2 separate regions of the Homo sapiens genome follow, and region 1 is linked to region 2. A link is an interaction called in ENCODE POLR2A ChIA-PET data of the cell type or tissue named here. Cell type or tissue: OCI-LY7. All regions are shown on one strand. Region 1 overlaps ITPK1 (inositol-tetrakisphosphate 1-kinase). Region 2 overlaps ITPK1 (inositol-tetrakisphosphate 1-kinase).

Region 1 (5,000 bases), 81 kb before region 2:
AGGAGGTGAAGGCAAACCAGCTCTCAGATGCACTGGAAATGCTGCAAGGTGTGACTAGAGCCAGGAAACCTGCAAACAGGAGAGAACTATGGCGCAGTGGCTGCAGCCACTTTAGCACTCTGTGGTCAGAGAAGGCCTCTCTAAGGAGGCGACATTCAGCAAGAGGGGCCTAGAGCTCTCTCCAGGAGCTAAAGGACCCACAGGGTGGACGGTGTCCACTTTGTAGAGGCCACACACCCTGGCCTCTACCATAAGCCTTATAAGCCTCTGCCATAAGCCCTGGGTTCCATGTGGATTGGAGGGCAGGCAGCTCTGGGCAGAACTGAGGCCGGTTTCCACCTTAGACAGGGTGGTTCAAGGAGGTGTCGGGGTGTCCTTCTAGAGCCTTGTTTCCTGACAGTGTGACCTTCCTCCCATCCGAGGGAGGCTGCAGTTATGCCCTCGGGGCCAGGGATAGGAAGACAAAATGCTCCCCGTGGGTCTGGTTCAGTCCAGCCTTTGTGTTCTGGAAATGAGCCGCTCTGGGCTGTGGGGTGGTGGGGTGGATGGGGTGGTAGTGGGTGGGTCAGCTGACCTTTCTCAAGAATCAGGTTAGGTCTCAGGTGCCCAAGGGAGCCGAGGGAAGCCGCGCCTGACCTGTGTGCTCTTTGGCAGTCATCGATCTTCCTCCAAGTTACTTGTTTGCCAAACTTGCCCAACAAAAGAGACACCAGGGGATGGGCGTGGTGGCTCACGCCTATAATCCCAGCACTTTGGGAGGCTGAGGCGGGCGGATCACCTGAGGTCAGGAGTTCAAGACCAGCTTGGCCAACATGGTGAAACCCAGTCTCTACTAAAAATACAAAAAATCAGCTGGGTGTGGTGACTGGCACCTGTAATCCCAGCTGCTCGGGAGGCTGAGGCAGGAGAAACGCTTGAACCCGGGAGGTGGATGTTGCAGTGAGCCGAGATCGCGCCACTGTACTCCAGCCTGGGTGACATGAGTGAAACTCTGTCTCAAAAAAAAAAAAAAAAAACCCCACAAAAATTAGCCAGGCGTGGTGGTGGGTGCCTGTAATCCCAGCTACTACTCGGCAGGCTGAGGTGGGAGAATCGCTTGAACTCAGGAGGCGGAGGTTGTGGTGAGCCGAGATTGCGTCACTGCAGTCCAGCCTGGTGACAGAGCAAGACTCCGTCTCCAAAAAAAAAAAAAAAAAGCTCCAGGGGCACTGGGGAGAAGGGAGAAGTACACATCCTGAAGTCTCCCTTCCCTGTGAGATGAAGATTCTCCTGGGAAGGGGGCTGGGGAGCTCCTTGTGAAGTACCCTGATGATTTTTATGGGAAACTACTCACTGTCATTTCATGAAGTGCCTCAGAAGACCTTACCCCAAAACTGTCAGGCGTGGGGAAGCACCGAGTTAGCCAAGGCTGAAGCAGTGTGTTTCAGACTTCTCAGGGGCAGGTCCCCTCCAGGAGGTTTGCTGGAGCCAGAGGTTCCCAGGCTGGCTCCTGGGTCTCTGTACCCTGAGCTCACTGTGGGAATCTCCAGTCTGGCACCGTTCACCTGAGGCCTCACTGGAGCCCCCTCATGCAGGAGGGAGACATGGCAGGGGCACCAGGTCGTCAGCCCAGCCCAGTTCTACCTGCTGTTGCTACCTTTTGCCAAATTCCTTCTCAAAAGAAGCCTTTTCAGATTTCTTGCCTCTGGCTGCTGGTTTGCCCGGAGTGTATAGAAAGGAGCTAGTTTTGCACAAGAGACATTCCTGGGACCGATCTGGCCAGATAGACACTTGTGGCGTTTTCCTCAGCAGTTTACGCTGCAAACCCATGGACTCCTCAGCAACCATTCTTATTAGCCTGGGGTCACTCTGGGCGCTCTTGGAGCCCAAGCCAGAAACTGGGACTCTGGGTTTGTTCAGGCGGCCTGCTGTGCTTTGGCAGGGCTGTGTTGCTTCCTCTCTGCCCCCTTGTACATTCATGGCTCATGCCAGATCTCAGAGGATCCTGAGAACCTACCATGGGGGTCAGGCACTATTGCAGATGGGATAACTACCCTCCAGGATGGCTGAGGGGTCTCCATTTGCTAGATGAGGGCCCTGAGACTCAGGGAGAGGCCAGGTGCTGTGAGCAGCACAGCTTGGATTCACCCTCAGGGATGGGTGACTCCTGAAACCATGCTGTTTCCACTCCGCCAGGTTGCCTTTGTCTTCAACACAGCATCCAGCTGCCGTCGATCGATGTCAGGAAAATCAAGGAGTTCTGTTCTTTTTTTTTTTGAGATGGAGTTTCGCTATTGTCACCCAGGCCGGAGTGCAAGGTGTGATCTTTGTTCACTGCAACCTCCACCTCAGCCTCCCCAGTAGCTGGGATTACAGGCACCCGCCATCACACCCAGCAAATTTTTGTATTTTTAGTGGAGAAGATGGGGTTTCACCATGTTGGCCAGGCTAGTCTCAAACTCCTGACCTCAGGTGATCTGCTCAACTTGGCCTCACAAAATGCTGGGATTACAAGTGTGAGCGACCGCGCCCTGCCTCAAGGGGTTCTTTTCTGAGCATCCTTTGTGTGCAGTTGTTGGGCCCAGGAGGATAGTGCATGGTGGAGATGGCAGTGAAGTTGGAGCATGAGACTTGTCCTGAGCCTCTGCCCTCCCAACTGTAAGGTGGGTGCAGTGCACCCGCCCTAGGGCCAAATGATAGGATTCCCCCTCCACCCAAGAGGCCACCTCACCTGCCCTCCTACCCGCCCAAGGCAGGGCCTGGGGCCTCTGACACATCTCTGCTGGGAGCTGCCACCCATCTTTTTCTGGGGGATCCTCCAGTGGTCAGCTTGCTGCTTCCTGGGCAGGGCGGGGCATGGTAGATGGGTGCAGAGAGAACCCTCCTGTGGCAGTTTCACTTTCATTTCTGCCTCACACCCTGTTTCCATCCAACAGTCAAGGGCTGGGCTGCGGAGGTGAGGAAACATCCGGTCTCCACCCTGGGGTACTTGTCCTAGTGCAGGTTCCCAGGCCTCCCCCTCCCCTGGAATGAATCTGGGGTGGGCCGTGGCATCTTCTTTTTAAAAAACACCCCATTCATTCCTTTATGCACTTACATGCCACATACTTACTGAGTGCCTGCTGTATGCTGGGCACTCCTGGGTTCTGGGGATTGATACAGCAGTGAGCACCACAGTCTCCTGGAGCCCCAGGGTCAGTCTTAGGGAGAGCTTCAGGGCAGTTGTCTCACCACTGGGAGCTCTTGCCCACAGTGTGCTGGGTCACGTACCTCTCAGGGTCCTGGGCTCGTGAGTTTCTTCTTCTTCTTATTTTTTTTTTGAGATGGAGACGGAGTCTTGCTCTATTGCCCAGGCTGGAGTGCAGTGGTGCAATCTCACTGCAACCTCTGCCTCCCGGGTTCAAGCGATTCTCCTGCCTCAGCCTCCTGAGTAGCTGGGATTACAAGCACGCGCCACCACGCCCGGCTAATTTTTGTATTTTTAGTAGAGATGGGGTTTCACTGTGTTGGTCAGGCTGGTCTTGAACTCGTGATCTGCCCGTCTCAGCCTCCCAAAGTGCTGGGATTACAGGCGTAAGCCACCATGCCCGGCCCTATTTTTCTTTTTTTCTTTCTTTCTTTCTTTTTTTTTTTTTTTTTTGAGATGGAGTCTTGCTTTGTCGCCCAGGCTGGAGTGCAGTGGCGCGATCTTGGCTCACTGCAAGCTCCGCCTCCCAGGTTCATGCCATTCTTCTGCCTCAGCCTCCCGAGTAGCTGGGACTACAGGCGCCTGCCACCATGCCCGGCTAATTTTTTGTATTTTTAGTAGAGACAGGGTTTCACCGTGTTAGCCAGGATGGTCTCGATCTCCTGACCTCGTGATCCGCCCACCTCGGCCTCCCAAAGTGCTGGGATGACAGGCATGAGCCACCACTCCCAGACTTGTTTCTGTCTTTTTTGCCGTTGTTGTAGAGACAGGGTTTCACTGTGTTGGCCAGGTTTGGCTGTAACTCCTGAGCTTGATCGATCGCCCGTCTCAGCCTCCCGAAGTGTTGGGATTATAGGCTTGAGCCACTGTGCCTAGCCAGCCTATTTTCTTTTTCTTTTTTGTTAGTCTTGCTCTGTCATCCAGGTTGGAGTGCAGTGGTGTGATCTTGGCTCACTGCAACCTCCACCTCCCAGGTTTAAGTGATTCTCGGACCTCAGGTGATCCTTCCACCTCAGCCTCCCAAAGAGTTGGGATTACAGGTGTGAGCCACCACGCCCAGCCCAGCCTATTTTCTTTAAGATTTTAAAGTCCTAACATTCGTCATGGGATCCTTGAAAAGAAAAGGAATTATGGCCTTGCCACTAGAGGCCTTTGCCGCCTCCCTGCAGGAAGGTGTGTCCCGCGGCATTGGGATCGTGTTGGAGAAAGGTTTTGCTTCCTGCACAGTCAGCTCCCAAGCACCCTTTTTATCACCTTGACCTGGGCGCAGCCAAGCCGTGGCCTGTGCTTGCGGAGATTTGGGTGCCCCATCCTCTCGCTGCTCTGGGGAAGCCTGTAGCTGTGGAGAGGCCAGTCCAGGCCCCAGCTTCTGACCTTTGTCTACATATCAGGAGGAGCCCTCCTGGTGAGGAATGTGCCTCGTTCTTTTGGGGGAGCTGACGAGGTGCCTGTAGTGTGGAGGGTTAGGGGCAGGGGAGTCCCTCCAGAAATGCACTTAAGCTTGCAGAGTCACCCTGCCCTGCATTGTTAAGTGGTATAAGGACAGTTAGCTCCAGAAACAGCAGTGGCTCCTGTCTCTGGAGCTCTAGCTTCATGCCTGACATGGTGCTGAGCGCTAACATGTGGCTCTTTGAAGCTGTCAGTCCGTATGTGGAGACTGAGGCTCAGAGAGGGTAAGTGACTTTCCCGGGGTTTCATAGCCGATCACCCTGGGGGTGGGGTTCAAACATCAGTTTGCACAGTGCCGCGATCTCAGGTCACTGCAACCTCCACCTCCTGGATTCAAGCGATTCTCCTGCCTCAGCCTTCCGAGTAGCTGGAGTCACAAGCGCAC
Region 2 (5,000 bases):
GCAACGTGGGCGGCGCTAGGCAGGCCTTACCACTGTCTGCTTGCCCCCACAGCCTCCATTCCTGCTCTTGATTTCCGGGTTGGGGTGCCAGTGCCAGGCCCTTCATCTTGGAGAACTCTGCAAAGCTGACAGTGGTGTGCTGTGTCGGTGGCCGGCAGGATGGAAAGACCCTGATTCCAGCCCTGGACAGGTTCTCGCTTCCTGACCCAGGTGGCTCTCAGGAGATGGCGTTGTGGTTGAAAACTTGAGGCCTGCCAGCTAGGATTTCAGAATTGTCCTGTTCTCCTGGAACTGGGGCAAGTCTGGGTTGTTGACGCTGTGCTTGTGGGTGCTTCCCTGCCTCTGGCCCCCTCAGATTGTATCTCGGACCACATGATAGCTCCCCCCAGCCTCAATCCCTGCACATCAGGAAAGGACGTCTAGCCAGCTGTGTTGTCGGCCCACTCCCCTTCCTGATGAAGGCAGAAGGCTCAGGAGCCTGTGTCCCGGAGCCACAGGGACCTGGGGGTGTTGGGGGAGATTTGCTGGTTATACAGCCTCAGTTCGGTTGTTTTGCCTCTTGACTTCCTTGCTTCATGTGTAAAATGGTGACAGTGGCCTCTGCCTCCTAAGGACATGGAGATTATGTGCTAAGGAGATTAGGTCTGTCATTTGCTCACTGCAGCACCTGGAATATAAGGGTCCCGGTAGTTCTGGTGGAGGTGATTATCAGAATCATGCTGGTGGAAAGCCAAAGAAGGCCAGAAAGGCCTCCGCTGAGGCCAGAGAACATCCAGCCTCATGTGAGGAAGAAAGTCCTATTTGCTGACACCTGTACAGCATGGTCAGCTCTAGTCACAGAGGGAGGTAATCGATGGCTGGCCCTGGCTGTGTGCTCATCGCGACTATAGGAAGGATATTTCTTTACCCTCACTCCACAGGCGAGGAAGCAGGCTTGGGGAGGGGAGGGATGTGCCCTTCCCCAGGCTGCACAGCTGGAGGCTCAGCCCCTGCCCTCTAACCCCTGGGCATCCTTCTGCCTGGGGAGGGAGCACCTCTGTGCTTGAGGTGGCTTGGGAAGAAGAGCACTGGCCAGCCATGGAGGAGTGCTGTGGGCAAGAGGATTCCGCGAGTTCCTTCCTCCAGGCCTGGCAACAGGAGGTTCATGTGTGGGATCCTCTCCGCTCTCCCCGCAACACACACAGGGCGGTCAGGCTTTGTTACGTGGCTTCTGACTCCCCACCTTGTGGATCCAGACCTGCCAGCCCTTTTATGCTCCCTTTTTTTCTTTTTCTGCTAGCCTGTGATTCGTACTTTCCCCCCAGGACAGGACTAGATTGGTGCCTGGCAACAGAGGGGAGGGGTTAGCTCCTATCAGCTCTGACTCTGGCCTCTCAGGTGCCACTGTGAACAATAACACAGATGAAGCAGCCCCTTGGCCAAGATGCACGGGATCGAGGGACTCATCTGGCAGGTTGAGGGGACTGCTAGGGGTGAGCTTTCCTAGGATGCTGGGGAATAGCCACGTCGTGATGTGGCTCTATCAAGGCTCCTGCCTTTTGCTCCTAAGGGCTCTGACAAGTTATCTTCCCCTTACAGGATAAATCCCCATTCCTCTCTCATCCAAATACTAATAAACTACAATGTGAAAAAAATCATAGCTAAATCCTGTTCTCAACCTTGCAGTTACCTGTCGGGGCCTGTTTGCCTTAATCTGCTTTTCTCCCCTTCCCTTTCCCTTCCCTTCCATCCTTCCTTTGTTTCAACAAATGAAAAAGAAAAGCTTGGGGTAGGGGGACCAGCTATTTTATGAGGACAGATTTGGTTGTGCTGTATTAACCAACAGCCTCAGAATCTTAGCTGAAAACCGTGGGTTATTCCGCACTCATGCCACATGTCCACAGGGCCAGCTGGGGGCTCTGTCCATCTTATTCACTCAGAGATCTAAAACTGAGCAGCCCCATCTGGAAGGTTGCTGGTCCTGCACCAGAGGGGAGAGAGGGCTCTGGAGACCTTACTCCTGCAGTTACATGCTCTGCCCAGGAAACGGCATGTTCTGTTTTCACTCACAGCTCATTGGCCAGAACGAGTCACATGATCACCCATTTACCAGGGAATCAGGAAGTGCAGTCCTGCCTTGTGTCCAGAAAAGGGGCTGATAGGCCGTGTGCGGTGGCTCACACCTGTAATCCCAGCATTTTGGGAGGCCAAGGCGGGCAGATCACATGAGATCAGGAGTTCAAGACCAGCCTGGCCAAACATGGTGAAACCCAGCACATCTCTACAAAACAAACAAACAAACAAGCAAAAACAGAAAAGGGGCTGCTATACCCACAGTCCTTTTATTTTCATATTCTGGGTTTTCTTATCAGCCTTTTCCACAGTAAATGTTGGTTCATGTGGTTGTAATTCAAGCACCTACTCTTATCTCTATCAAGACCTCTTCATTGTCATCTCAGTTACTGTTTTTTTCTTTGTTTTTGTTTTTTTGTTTTTGTTGTTTTTTAAGAGATATGGCCAGGCACAGTGGCTCACGCCTGTAATCCCAGCACTTTGGGAGGCTGAGGCAGGTGAATCACTTGAGTTTAGGAGTTCAAGACCAGCCTGCCCAACATCTGGTAGAGATGAGTAGTGAAACCCATCTCTACTAAAAATACAAAAATTAGCTGGGTGTGGTGGTGCACGCTTGTAATCCCAGCTACTTGGGAAGCTAGGCAGGAGAATCACTTGGACCCGGGAGGCAGAGGTTGCACTGAGTGGAGATCATGCCACTGTACTCCAGCCTCGACGGTAGACCGAGACTGTCTCAAAAAAAAAAAAAAAAAGATGTGGTCTTGCCATGTTGGCCAGGGTGGATTCAAACTCCTGGGCTCAAATGATCCTCCCACCTCAGCCCCATGAGTAGCTGGGATTACAAGTGTGCCCCACTGTGCCCAGCCACACCATCTCAGTGGCTCTTGACTAGCCCTTTGTGGTGGCATGCCCAGCATTAGCCAGCACCCCGTTTTCACACATGCTCTCTGTGTCTTTTCTCTTGTCAATATGTTGTCAGTGACTCTCCCTAGGCCAGAAGTGGCCTTCACTTGTTGATCATTTCCTTAGGCCAGCATCCTGGGAGTGGGTGTGCTTATCCTTTGCCTGCTCTTGGACCTGGCCTTCCAGCACCCAGTGTTGGGAACGCAGAACAGGACTGGCCCATCCTGAGAACTCAGGGTCAGTCCTATTCTTAAGGAGCTGTGCTTGCTGAATGGGTGTAGCTTTTCTGGGTCTAATGTCAGCTCGTAAATTCCCAGAACTTTGGCTCTGCAAGGTAGCACCATCCTCAGGCCATTTAGTTGTCTTGACCCTTTATCTTCTAGGGAGAAAAGTTACCCACTCTTATGCCTTCACGAGTTTGCCGTTTCTTCCCATTATCCGAGTAATTGGAAACCAGTTACTCAGAAATCAGGGAATTGGGTCAGAGAGCATTTTCAACAGCTTCCCTCCCCAGCCTGGGGCAGAGGCTGCTAGGGTGACCAGTACCATCCTTGTCCCAGCCTGCTGGTCTTGGTGGCAGCCCCAAATGACCTTTAGCTCTTGACCTCTCTGGAGCACCTTTGAGAATGAGAGTTGTTCTTGCCAGGGAAAAGACTCCATCTCCTCTTCTCCAGTCTTCCTTTGGAATCAAACCCACTGAAAACACACCACTGGCATGGAGTCCTCTGAGGCCAAGCTCGTTTCTTTTTCTTTTTCTTTTCTTTTTTTTTTTGAGACAGGGTCTCATTCTGTCGCCCAAGCTGGAGTGCAGTGGCATCATCTCGGCTCACTGCAACCTCCGCCTCCCGGGTTCAAGCAATTCTCCCACCTCAGCCTCCCAAGTAGCTGGGACTACAGGTGCACACCACCACACCTGGCTAATTTTTGTATTGTTTGGTAGAGACAGGGTTTCACCATGTTGGCCAGGCTGGTCTTAAACTCCTGACCTCAAGTGATCGGCCCACCTGGCCTCCCAAAGTGCTGGGATTACAGGCACAAGCCACTATGTCCGGCCCCAACATCCTTCTGGAAGTCTGTCCATGAGGTTCCCAGATCTGACTTTCCCTTCTGGAGAGACCTGCTTCTGCTTGGCAAGGCCTTTGAACTTTGGCAATGGCAGTTCTGTCCCAGATTCTCAGATCCATGGAGAGGGCAGAGGAATAAGTCAGACTTCAGCCCTCTCACCCTTTATTGGGGCCATTTTGTCTCAAGCTTGGTTGGGACAAAACTTTTCGGAAGTTTCCACTGGTCAGTAATAATAAGAATAGTAAGTATAGGGAAATACAATAGCTGACATTTATTGAGTGTCACTGGCTAGGTACTGCTAAGAGTGAGTGTGAAGTTGTGAGACTGTGACATGTTATTTAACCACCCTGTGCCTCTCATGAGTCCCCGTCTCAGACTATTGTGAGAATTGAGCAACTCAGTGCATGTGAAGTGCTTAGAGTAGAGCCTGGCACCGAGCAAGTGTGCAAGAGCTGGGTGCTAGTGCTGGGATCGCGAGGCTTCTTGCTTTAAAGACAAGGAAACTGAGGTTCCTAGAGGGCGGTGGCCACACAGCCCTCCCCATTATCTGAGTAATTGGAAACCAGTTACTGAGAAATTGAGGAATTGGGTCAGAAAGATTATATGATACCGTGGGGGAAGAGCAGCCCCCAGCGCAGGAGCAGGAGACAGTGGATTAAAGAATCAGCATCATAACTGGGGTTACGGTGCAATCCTGGAGCGACGTGCAAAGGGTTCTGGGGCTGTGGGCAACACAAGGGAGCCACTAATTCTTCCTGTTTGGGCTGAGGTGAGTTGAGAAATGTGAAAGAGGATTGAACTTTTGCTCTGGGACTCATAACAATCCTGTGAGGTGCAGGGAAGGGTGAGTAGCATCCTCATTTTATGACTGGGGAAACTGAGGTACCACACAGCTCAGTGACCTGCTCTTGTTCAGAAGCAGTGGATTGGAGATGGGTTTCTAGGCCTGTCTGCCTGGCCCACCCCTCCCCAGTTCCAGA

What was found. ChIA-PET counts read pairs that join two places held together with the same protein. Peaks named below come from ENCODE experiments on the same cell type or tissue, not always from the same donor. Only the 100,000 strongest peaks of a DNase experiment are listed, where the experiment ranks them.
Region 1: POLR2A ChIA-PET joins it to region 2 with 6 read pairs; 7 of 35 experiments call an interaction of 5 or more read pairs at or near these places.

Annotation. Positions count from the first base shown.
Region 1 is chr14:93,101,719-93,106,718 of GRCh38, reverse strand. All of the region lies in intron 2 of ITPK1 (inositol-tetrakisphosphate 1-kinase), which reads left to right. Among named protein-coding and RNA genes, the nearest start is that of ITPK1, 12 kb to the left of the region's middle. In OCI-LY7, CTCF peaks have their summits at 1,343 and 1,547; a DNase peak (open chromatin) is centred at 2,878; H3K4me3 peaks cover 685 bases.
Region 2 is chr14:93,020,320-93,025,319 of GRCh38, reverse strand. All of the region lies in intron 3 of ITPK1 (inositol-tetrakisphosphate 1-kinase), which reads left to right. Among named protein-coding and RNA genes, the nearest start is that of ITPK1-AS1, 45 kb to the left of the region's middle. In OCI-LY7, no CTCF peak of the experiment used is centred here; a DNase peak (open chromatin) is centred at 2,049.